Linked DNA regions of Homo sapiens: region 2 is linked to region 1. A link is a loop called in an ENCODE intact Hi-C map of the cell type or tissue named here. Cell type or tissue: OCI-LY7. All regions are shown on one strand. Each heading gives the region's core, and the rest is flanking DNA. Links, peaks and the distances in the headings are about the cores only. Region 1 overlaps PRKAR2B (protein kinase cAMP-dependent type II regulatory subunit beta). Region 2 has its middle 39 kb from the start of SYPL1.

Region 1 (5,382 bases), core at 134-5,133:
AAAACAGCACAGCAGTTCCTCAAAAAAATAAACAGAATCACCACATGATTCAACAAGTCCACTTCTGGGTACATACCTAAAAGAACTGAAAGCAGAGACACAAACAGATATCTGTACGTCCATATTCACATCAGCATTATTCACAATAGCCAAAGGTAGAAGCAACCCAAGTGTCCATCAACAGATGAATGAATAAACAAATGTGATATTTACATATAATAGAAAATTATATCATCTTAAAAAGGAAGGAAATTCTGACCCACGCTACAACATGAATGAACCTTGAAAACATTACACGAAGTGAAAGAAGCCAGTCACCAAAGGATAAATATTGCATGAGTCCTCATCTATGAGGTACCTAGAGTACTGAAATTCAAAGAGACAGAAAGAATGTTGGCTGCCAGGGCTGGGAACAGAAGGGAATGAGGAGTTAAGTATTTAACAGGTACGGAGTTTCAGTTTGTGAAGATTAAACAGTTCTGTGGATGGATGGTGATAATGGGTGCACAGCAATGTGAATGTACTTAATACCACAGAACCATACACCTAAGAATGGTAAAAATCGTGAATTTTATGTTATGTTTAAAATTGTAATAAAAATACATAGATAAATTTTTTAAATTTTAAATAAGTATGTGAGTAAACAGAAAAGAGTAAACATAAATTTTTGCTCTTCTCTTAATTTCCTTAAGACATCACATTTCATAAAGCAACAACTATAACACTGAATTGTTAGTAGGTTTATAACATATATAATATACAGGCAATAGCAGCACAATGGGCTGATAGTCTATGTCCCTCATTTCCTCTTAGTCCACACACACTTCAATAAGAGTGTTTAATCCTTAAACACCGCTATCCCCTGAAAGACATCATCTCCTTTCAGCTGCTTCCTGGATAATGACCACCATGAAAGGAATAGGTAGGACTATAAAGACCTATTTTGAAACTTCAGGATTCTATCCTGACCATTTCTGGTAATGATACATCTGCTAATTTCATTCTGTGACACACACACACACACAGACACACGCACACACACACACACACACACACAACTTAATGGTTCCCCATCACATACAGAATAAAATCCAAACTCTTACAGTGACAGTGGCTTTCAAGGCTACCCTCCCCCACAATCTGATCCAAACCTATATTTAGGGCCTCTTCTTCCTATAATAAAGCCCACATATTCCAAACCTTATTAGACTATTCACTATTCCCTGAACATCATATTAACTTACATGGTTTGCTGAATTGGAAATTTATTCCTTCCACTACCCATTCCCACCTATAAAAATCCTTCTCTTCCCTCAAATCTCTGCTCAAATGCCACATCCTCCCTGACACTTTTCCCCAAAATAAATACATGAGTTAGGATTAAATACTCTCTTCTACATAGAAACACAGAACGCACCTTATTTATGTTTCTGTTTCAGTAGATTCGCATCTTACATGGGTGATAAATTCTAAACAACATATGAGGCAAAAATCTTCTATCGTCCAGGTTATTCTTGAAAATCCCATAGGAAGCCACTGCTGGAGACTGTCACATAGCCCTACAAGAAGTCCAAAATAGTGGCATTTCCACCATTAAAACTGATTGCCTTTTCCTTGTAAGCACTAGAAGTTACTGCTGACTTGTATTTAGACGCCATGTTATATGCAAAATGGATACCTTTAAGCCCTAGAAATGTTCATGCTCTGGGAGGCATGCAGGAACCAAGTGAGCCTGCAGGAATGGCAGATTCACATTCACAGGCTCTCACTGTCCACCTACTGCAGGGCACAGACTCACTGAGTGGAATGTGCACGCAGCTCCTTTGTGCTTGTGCTCTCTGTGGCATAGGTTTAGTAGAATCAGGGTAGGTGACATTTGTCATGATGCACCCTCCTCTGGGAGGAGAGTCATCATACCCATTTAGCTCCTCTAGGACTCAAGCACAAGCTATACCTTACTTACCTTTAGCAGTCTCATAGAATGCACATATGAATGTCTTGCAAATGGTGAATAATTATAAATGCCTTTGAATTTAACTAAAGTGACAGCACAACCAACCACATATAAAACTATCTCTTCTACAGTTATTACAGTATAATCATTCCAAAAACGATCCTTTTTGCACCAAAAAAAACCAGTGCTCTTACAAATTAGAAATGCTTACAGTTCTGGAAATAACATCCAATCTGATCTTAAAATGCAATAATTTTGCATAATGAGGGAACCAGGTGGTTGGCTGCTCTTAATGTTCTGAAGAAAATAACATCAAAAAACAGTTCATAAGATGAAAGATGACAGTGACCTTTAGCCTCCCACTTTATCTCTTTGAAAAACTTGTGGTGTAAATGTAAAGTATTATTTCTTTTTTGGGACCTTTTCCTTTAGTAGCTAGAAGAACTGATATGCAAGATAACGGTCCCATTCTTTTAAAGAGAAACATTTGTCTAGTATTGTTATTTCCTGTCATTCTATGTTAAGTATTATTCTGTTATAAACAGTAATGTTTCTCAACAGAAAAAGACACATCCAAACGGGTCACCTGCAGTTGCACAGCAGGTGGTGAAACAGGTGACTTGAGCTTCCCTCACAGAAGAAGCTCAGGGATTGTCAGTTTTCTCAGATTTGCAAACATGCTGAGTAAACTGCAGATGTCCCCTTAGGCTGGAAAGGAAGCTCAGCGAGCCAACAGAGACACTGCCTTTGGCAAAGAAAGACAGAGGGCTTCTTCAGGGCAGCCAGTCTAAACTAAAAATCAGCTGGCAGATACAGTTCTCATAAGCTGACATGGGTCAGTCAAAATTAGCTCCAGGTGAGGTCAGGGTTTCTGAGCCCTGTGCCATAGCAGACCCCATAGGGGCAAATGAGACAATTTCCAGGTCAATCCAGGATAGCTGGGCTAATTAGAATGCTTTCCTGGGATTTTGGGGAAGCCTTGAATGAGAGGGGATGTCAGGTCCACCTCTTTCTTGCTGCAGCTGTAAAATGTGGAACTGCAGTGGCGATGCTCCTCACCATATGGAGCAAGTAGCTGGCCGCAAGAGAGAATCAGAGGCAAGAGATGGAGAGATTCCTAACAGGGCTCAAAACCAGGTTCCAGTTGCTTCTGAAATCCAACTGCACCCCTACCCTTGCTGTGACTTGGTGATTCTGTGAACCACACCCCTGCCATCTCAATAAACCCCCTTTTCACTTGATTGAATTAAAGGTGTTTGCACATTGCAGTCACTTGCAACCAAAGAGAATTCAGATGTTAAGAATACGTGTTTAAAAAGATCATGACAAGGAAAACAAGACAATCCAACCAGTTACCAAAAGTAACTAAGAATAAAACCATAGGGCAGTCATTGATAAGAAAGTTGTATTTGCAAGATGACAGATTCAAATGCTAGTGACTAGTCAATAGAATTACAACCACAAAATGGGTGATACATAACTCAGGGATCATGTGTGGTTCTGAAAGGAGTGTCCATGACTGTTTTATCTGCTTATCTGTGCTAGTAGAGAATGTAAATGATAGTCTGCAAAACTGAAGTTATTCTCTTCCAACCAATTGTGCTGAGCAAATGAATAAATCTGCAAAACAAGTAAGGTTGGCCTTAGATCTTTAATTTAGTTTTTATGTTCCATGTATTTCAGAACCACTGCCTGGTATTTCTTTATAAATAGCTTTATTGTTTTTAGAAAAATGATGCATGTACCCTGCAAATAACTTTTTAACTATCAAAATTTTATTTTACCATAGGAAAAATGGTCTGAAATGCCTCTGGCTTTAGCAAAACTGATACATGGAAACAACTTTTATTTACTGACCATTTATATATAACGCAGTAGTTGGTGTTTATGAGGGAGACAAGTACTAAACAGGGTCCCTAAACTCTACTAATGTAGAACCTGGTTAGGAAGATAAATCCATCTGTTATGGGAGGAGTATAAATTATTATCCATGGTTACATGTAGAATGACTGATCAACAGTATGAGGAAAGAGCGCAGAATTCAGAGAGCCTGAAGCATAATCCCATCTCTGCCATTTTTTTCCTGCCACTTATTATATGACCTTTACACATTGCTAAGTATTATGAATCTCAATTTTTCTCATGTGTAAAATGTGACTATTTTTTTGTTTGTTTGTTTTTGAGATGGAGTCTCGCTCTGTTTCCCAGGCTGGAGTGCAGTGGCAAATCTTGGCTCACTGAAACCTCCACCTCCCAGGTTCAAGCAATTCTCCTGCCTCAGCCTACCGAGTAGCAGAGATTACAGGCACAGGCCACCGTGCCCAGGTAATTTTTCTATTTTTAGTAGAGACGGGGTTTTACCATGTTGCCCAGGCTAGTCTCGCACTCCTGACCTTAGGTGATCCACCCACCTCGGCCTCCCAAAATATGATTATTAAAACCTACCTCCGGCTGGGTGCAGTGGCTCATGCCTGTAATCCCAGCACTTTGGGAGGCCAACTCAGGTGGATCACTTGAGGCCAGGAGTTCAAGACCAGCCTGGCCAACATGGCAAAACCACGGGTCTACTAAAACTACAAAAATTAGCCGGGCGTGGTAACACACGCCTGTAGCCCCAACTCCTCAAGAGGCTGAGGCAGGAGGATCATCTGAACCCGAGAAGAGGAGACTGCAATAAGCCAAGATCACACCACTGCACTCCAGCCTGGGAAACAGAGCAAGAGTGTCTCGAAATAAAATAAAATATAAAATAAAATAAAAGCCAACTGTATGAGAATCACATGAGGAGTAAATCTCAAAAAATAGATTGATATATTTGGCTTAAGCTGCCAAAAGACGTAAGAATGATGTCAAAAAGATAAACATTCACACTGCTGACAAATGAGGGAATAAGCTCCAGACCTTTACACACAACATCTCCTTTCCCTGGAATGCTCTCCTTTCCCCTCACCCTCCACCCTGTACTTCCCAGGCCTTGGCTGAAATGTCAGCTCCTGAGAGAGGCATTCTCTGACCATGTAAATAGGTGCTAGGCATCACTCACTAGATAAATAAATCACCCCACAGATTCTGATTCAAGATAACTGCATAGGATACCTGAACGAGGTTTCCGCCCCTATGAAAGACCATGCTGAAGAACCCACCTCCAACGAGTGGCTCACTGGATTCAAACTCTGACTGCTCTCCTGATAAGCTGTGGGTTCCTTCTACCAGTTAATTTCTCTGTGCCTCAGTTTTCGTTTCTTTAAAACGGAAATAATAATAGTATCTAAAAGCTGATGAGAGAATTACACGACATACTGTAAATCAATGAATGTTTAGTATACAGTAGGCAGCCACAGCTTGGTTATATGAGAGCATTTGTGGCTGGTGTAATAGAAAATGGGGTTAACAGAGTAACTGAGACTGTAGGTTCCTGAGGACCCTGA
Region 2 (5,382 bases), core at 142-5,141, 1.0 Mb after region 1:
AAATGAGAGTATTGCAAAGCAAATGTTTATTCTAAGTGCCAGGTCACATTTATATTGTAATGTGTTTTATACTTTTCTTGGGTGTAATTTCTTATTAAACTATTCTTTATAACTTTATAAAACCCACAGTTTCCACATAGCAATGTCGAAAAGCATTTTGATTTAGAAATAGCGAAAAAAAAGTAGTTTGGGAGCTAGAATGAATGTGCATTTAGAGTAGCATCCCAGGCCGGGTACGGTGGCTCACGCCTATAATCCCATCACTTCTGGAGGCCAAGGAGTGGGCATTACTTGAGCCTGGGCAACAAAGTAAGACACTGTCTTTACAAAAAAAAAATCAAAAAATTAAGCAGGTAGTCCGGGCGTGGTGGCTAACGCCTGTAATCCTAGCACTTTGGAGGCCGAGGTGGGCGGCTCACCTGAGGTCAGGAGTTCAAGACCAACCTGGCCAACATGGTGAAACCCCATCTCTACTAAAAATATAAAAATTAGCCAGGTGTGGTGGTGGGCACCTGCAATCCCAGCTACTCAGGAGGCTGAGGCCGGAGAATTGCTTGAACCCAGGAGACGGAGGTTGCAGTGAGCCAACGTGGTGCCACTGCACTCCAGCCTGGGCGACAGAGTGAGACTCCGTCTCAAAAAAAAAAAAAAAAAAAAAAATTAGCCAGGTATAGTGGCATGTACCTATAGTCCCAGCTACTCGGGAGACTGAGGCAGGAGGATCACTTGAGTCCAGGAGGTTGATGCTGCAGCAAGCCATGATTGTGCCACTGCACTCCAGCCTGGGTGACAGACTGAGATCCTGTCTCAAAATAAATAAGTAAATCAGTGTTCCCTTAGATGTGAGACAAGCAAATGCACAATGTCCACTGTGTCACGAGCAGGGCTACAGAGATTGGAAAGTGAGGACTTAAGCACTGAAAGAAAACCTGTTTGCTAAGTCTCTGCCGTGCTTCCAAAGCTGAAGTATTCCTGAACTTCAGTTTCCCCATCTGTTGAACTCGGGAACTAAGATATGCCTTCCTTACCTCAGAGTTAGTGTATTGAGAAAGTAGATGTGAGCATGTTAGTGGCCAGGCACATTCTGCCCATTACACAGTAAACCAATCACTGAGATGATGAGTTTGGCAGTGGAGAAAAGATTTTATTCTTGAGGCAGCTAAGTGAGCAGCTAGAGAATGCCTCTCAGGTCTGCCTCCCCGTAGAAGAGGCTTTATGGATATTTATGGGGTAGAGTAGCAAGGCGGTCCGAGGCATGGGGAAAGGTGACTGGAGTAAGGGAAAACAAGGCAATGAGTGACCTGCACAAGTGTAGTCAAGCTTCATGGCTCTTAACAGGATGCACGTTAACAAAATGAGATCATTAGCGTGATCTGAGGGTGGAGTTTTTGGCCCTCCAACATCAAAAGGTCACCCACTGTGAAACGGGAGGTTTCCCTGAACCTCCTTGCAGGACATGCAACAAGGGTGTGGCTCGTCTGTTCAGCCACTGTGTGTGCTCAAACCCTTTACGGGAGAGGGAGCACGCAGGCAGGTGCAGGAATCAGGGTGAGCGCTTTTGGGCACCGGCCCACCAGTGGTGTCTAGGGGTAGGAGCCTGCAACTCCTGAAGCCCCAGTGGATGAGCTACAGTCCTCTTTTAGCTCTGCCATCCGCAGATGGCTTAAATGTTAAACAGCTCAGTGCCGTCTTGGTACCTGGATTCTTGTCCAGTGTCCAGGGAGAATCAGATCACACACAGACTTGAAGGATGGTGAATGTGGGGGTTTTATTGAGTGGTGGAGGTGGCTGTCAGCAGGGAGCCGGAAAGCGGATGGAGTGGGAAAATGACCTTTCCCTGGAGTTTGGCTGTCCAATGGCCTATCTCTCCTCCCTGACTGCCCCAGCCAAACTCCTCTTGATGTTCAGATGCTCCTTCTTTACTCTCCTTCTCTGCCACGCCGTTCTGCAGCTCTTCTGCTCTTCTGTTTGTCTGCTCATCTGCTTGTAGAGCCTGGGGCTTAGGGTTTATATGACTACAGGATAGGGGGCGTTCCAGACCAAAAGGCAACATTTGGGCATGAAAACAGGAATGCTTGTTCTCATTCCAGGCTGCAGGTTTCCAGGCTTTAGGGTGGGGCCTTTGCCAGGGAACCACCCTCTTCTACCCAGTATTTCCCTGTCTCCTGTCCATATCAACTGGACATTCACACAGGTCCAGTTGAAGGGCTGGTGGTCTCAGCTGGTTTGAAGTGGACAAGGACTGACCCCCACTTCCTGAAAAACAACTGTTACCATGGTGAGCAATGCCTTAGAGTTGTTAACTATAAGGAAGCTACTGGCAGATATATATTATTTAGCTATATGGATTTTAAAATCAGCTAGAAGCAAGCGGCTAAAAGCAAGCAAGGCAAGATAAGCTTGGTGGGCCTTATAAGTTTAGTCCTCAGTTTCCATCAACAGCCCATGGTCAAGCAAGAGGCAGCAGGTGGGGTAACAGGAAACCAGTGGGATGCAGACAGTGCGCCCATGCCCATTTTATAGTGCTTGGAGCATGAGTTTACTATTTATAATGACCACGGAGTTTAGAGCTATTTTATTATTGCATTCCTGACAGAAATTATCAAATCATATCTGATGTGCTTGATGTCAAGTCCCTAACCCAGAATGTAAGTCCAAATTTATAACTTCATTATTTGTTTGTTTGTTTGTTTGTTTGTTTTGAGAGGAAGTTTCAGTCTTGTTGCCTAGGCTGGAGTGCAATGGCAAGATCTTAGCTCACTGCAACCTCTGCCTCCTGGATTCAAGCAATTCTCCTGCCTCCGCCTCCTAAGTAGCTGGGATTACAGGCGCAAGCCACCACGCCTGGCTAATTTTTGTATTTTCAGTAGAGACAGGGTTTCACCATGTTAGCCAGGCTGGTCTCAAACTCCTAACATCAGGTGATCCACCCACCTCAGCTTCCCAAAGTGCTGGGATTACAGGCGTGAGCCAATGCACCCGGCTATAACCTCATTATTATGATAAAAAACATACAAACCAGTTTGCAGAAACCTGTTTTATGATGCTCCAATTTATGTGGCAATTTCTAGAAAAAAATTTATGGTGATAAGTGAGAATTGTCAGTCACTGAAACATTAATTACATAGTCAGTGAAGAGCAGGTAAAATATACTTCTGGGCTTCACTTTACATTAGAGATGTTTTTCTGAAACGGTGCCTATGAAACAAATCCTTGTCCCCATTACTTCATATTTATCATTTCAAAGGCACTTTATCTTTATTTCTGGTTGATCACCCTTTGAGGGTGGCATTCCAAAATGTCAGCTCAAAATTTCCCTGCCCTTCGGTTTCTGTGACAAGTAAGTTAACGATCTGTAAATAAATCCTGAAATGTCCTCAGGAATCTGCCACTTGAAGGAATTCTATTAGGATTCTTCCAAAATGCAAACACTTGGCGTGTCATGGGCCTGCCTGAAGTTGTACGCTGGGCTTTCTGGAGGGCAGCAGACCCCTAAGAATAGAGCCCGGGCTTTCCTTTAGTTCCTCTCATTGTTTTTCAGGGACAAAAATCGTTATCTTATATTTTTTTTTTCCAGAGGAGTAGGAGGAAGATCTAAAATAGTTAGGTCTGGCAGCTTAATCTGGGTTGGCTGTCTCTGCCGGCAATCTGTAAAATGTGTTTTTCAAGGATAAGAAGTTTGGGCCCTGGGCCAGAGCTCATGTCTGTCATCAGCGGGAAAATAAATGATCTCTGTAACCTGCTGCTATGCTCTGTTTACCTTTGTGCTTAAACATGAACACCTTGCCTTCCATAGGCCCAGAGCTGCTCAAAGTGGATCCTTTGCTCTTGTCAAACAGAACCTTCATAAATCTGCCATTTGGGTGAGCATGGTGGGGCCAGCTTTTTGTGAGGTGAAACTCCAAACCAGCTTCCATTCTCGGGATTGGTATGTAGTTTTTTCATGTTGCCTAAGAGGCTCAGGAAGGGAACTTGAGGTATTTGTTTTTTCATGCCTGCAAAGGCCATTTCCTAAGAGGTGAGAAGCATATATGCATGCCTGCAAGTACCTGTGAACGTGGGCCACTGAGAGTCTCTGGGGCAAGAGCCCTTCAGGGGAATCTGGTATCTATTCATTATGCAAAACTTCATTCTAGCTAGAACAGGGCCTGGGCTACACTTAAAGCTTAAAGGGATGTCTGTTAAACCATGTTTCCTGTTTCCTGTAGAACTTACCACACTAGTACTGAAAGTGTCATAGCTCAGAGTGGAAGGTTAACGCGTAAGAAAGGGACAGTATTGGCAGAAGGCAAGTGGTGTGACCACTTCCTTCTCCACCCTCTTCTCCCATCCCTTGCCTCCCTGGAAAAGCTGGTTTCCTCAGGAGTCACTCCTTCAGCAGCCGCACAAGGCACACGCCTCGGGGAAGCCGGGCACAGGCTGGGGTTGCCTCCCTCCTGCCCCTGCCCTGCCTCCTGCCCCAGCAGACAGTGAATAAGCCACCTGGTTGGCCCAGCTTCCCGCAGTCCCACTTCTCAAGCTAGGGTACATGTATCTAGGAGGACAGGACTGTGTCGCTGGGAGGTAGAGTGAGACGGATGACAGGAGCCACAGAATCAAAACAGCACAATCGACTCATCAGTTCTTTAACTTGTAAGTTCAAGTCAAACATTACTTTTTATTTTGCTTTACTTACTTGTTTTTTGAGACAGGGTCTTCTCTGTCGCCCAGGCTGGAGTGCAGTGGCACAGTCATGGTTCACTACAGCCTCCAACTCCTGGGCTCCAGTGATCCTCCTGCTTTAGCCTCCCAAGTAGCTGGGACCACAAGCATGCAACACCATAGCTAACTTTTTTTTTTTTTTAAGAGACAGGGTCTCACTATGTTGCCCAGGCTGGTCTCAAACTCCTGGGCCCAAGCAATCTTCCCACCTTGGCCGCCCAAAGTGCTGAAACTATAGGTTTGAGCCACTGTGCCTGGCCAAACATTACTTTTTATAATAAGACGAATATTTTTTTCTGAAATAAGGCCCAATGAAGCCCACCTTGTTTGTGTTTAAGAAGCCATGACCAAAAAGAGCACTACCCATTCCTGCCCAGGCTTGTTGCAGTCACCCATTTAATCGCTCATTCAACTTGAGTGTACTTATGGGGCTCTGGCCAACTGCCAGATGAGAAAGACGCAAGCCCCTCTCAGGAACTCACAGTGTAGCGAGGAGGTAATAGGTTAATGCGTGGTTTCCAGGGAGAAGTTGGAGCTCAGATAGGGGTCAGCAGGAGTGGTTAGGGAAGCCCAGAGAAAAGACCCCAACCCAGCTAGGCACAGCTAAAGAGAGACAGTAGGCACTGCACTGGGGGAAGGAGAGAACTCGTCTACCAAGCAGGTACACTGCCCTGGTCAGGG

The links. Hi-C counts contacts between places; a loop is a spot of excess contacts. Peaks named below come from ENCODE experiments on the same cell type or tissue, not always from the same donor. Only the 100,000 strongest peaks of a DNase experiment are listed, where the experiment ranks them.
Region 2: a loop joins it to region 1, with 5 times the contacts of the local background. A loop is called at or near these places in 1 of 110 quality-filtered maps.

What each region holds. Positions count from the first base shown.
Region 1 is chr7:107,087,921-107,093,302 of GRCh38, reverse strand. All of the region lies in intron 2 of PRKAR2B (protein kinase cAMP-dependent type II regulatory subunit beta), which reads right to left. Among named protein-coding and RNA genes, the nearest start is that of PRKAR2B-AS1, 11 kb to the right of the region's middle. In OCI-LY7, for the core only: no CTCF peak of the experiment used is centred there; DNase peaks (open chromatin) are centred at 1,792, 2,602, 2,992, 5,082 and 3 weaker places; H3K4me3 peaks cover 5,000 bases; H3K27ac peaks cover 5,000 bases.
Region 2 is chr7:106,070,549-106,075,930 of GRCh38, reverse strand. No RefSeq gene overlaps it. Among named protein-coding and RNA genes, the nearest start is that of SYPL1, 39 kb to the left of the region's middle. RefSeq lists an enhancer at 3,554-3,848. In OCI-LY7, for the core only: CTCF peaks have their summits at 1,843 and 2,045; DNase peaks (open chromatin) are centred at 1,500, 1,982, 4,140, 4,480 and 1 weaker place; H3K4me3 peaks cover 3,801 bases; H3K27ac peaks cover 5,000 bases.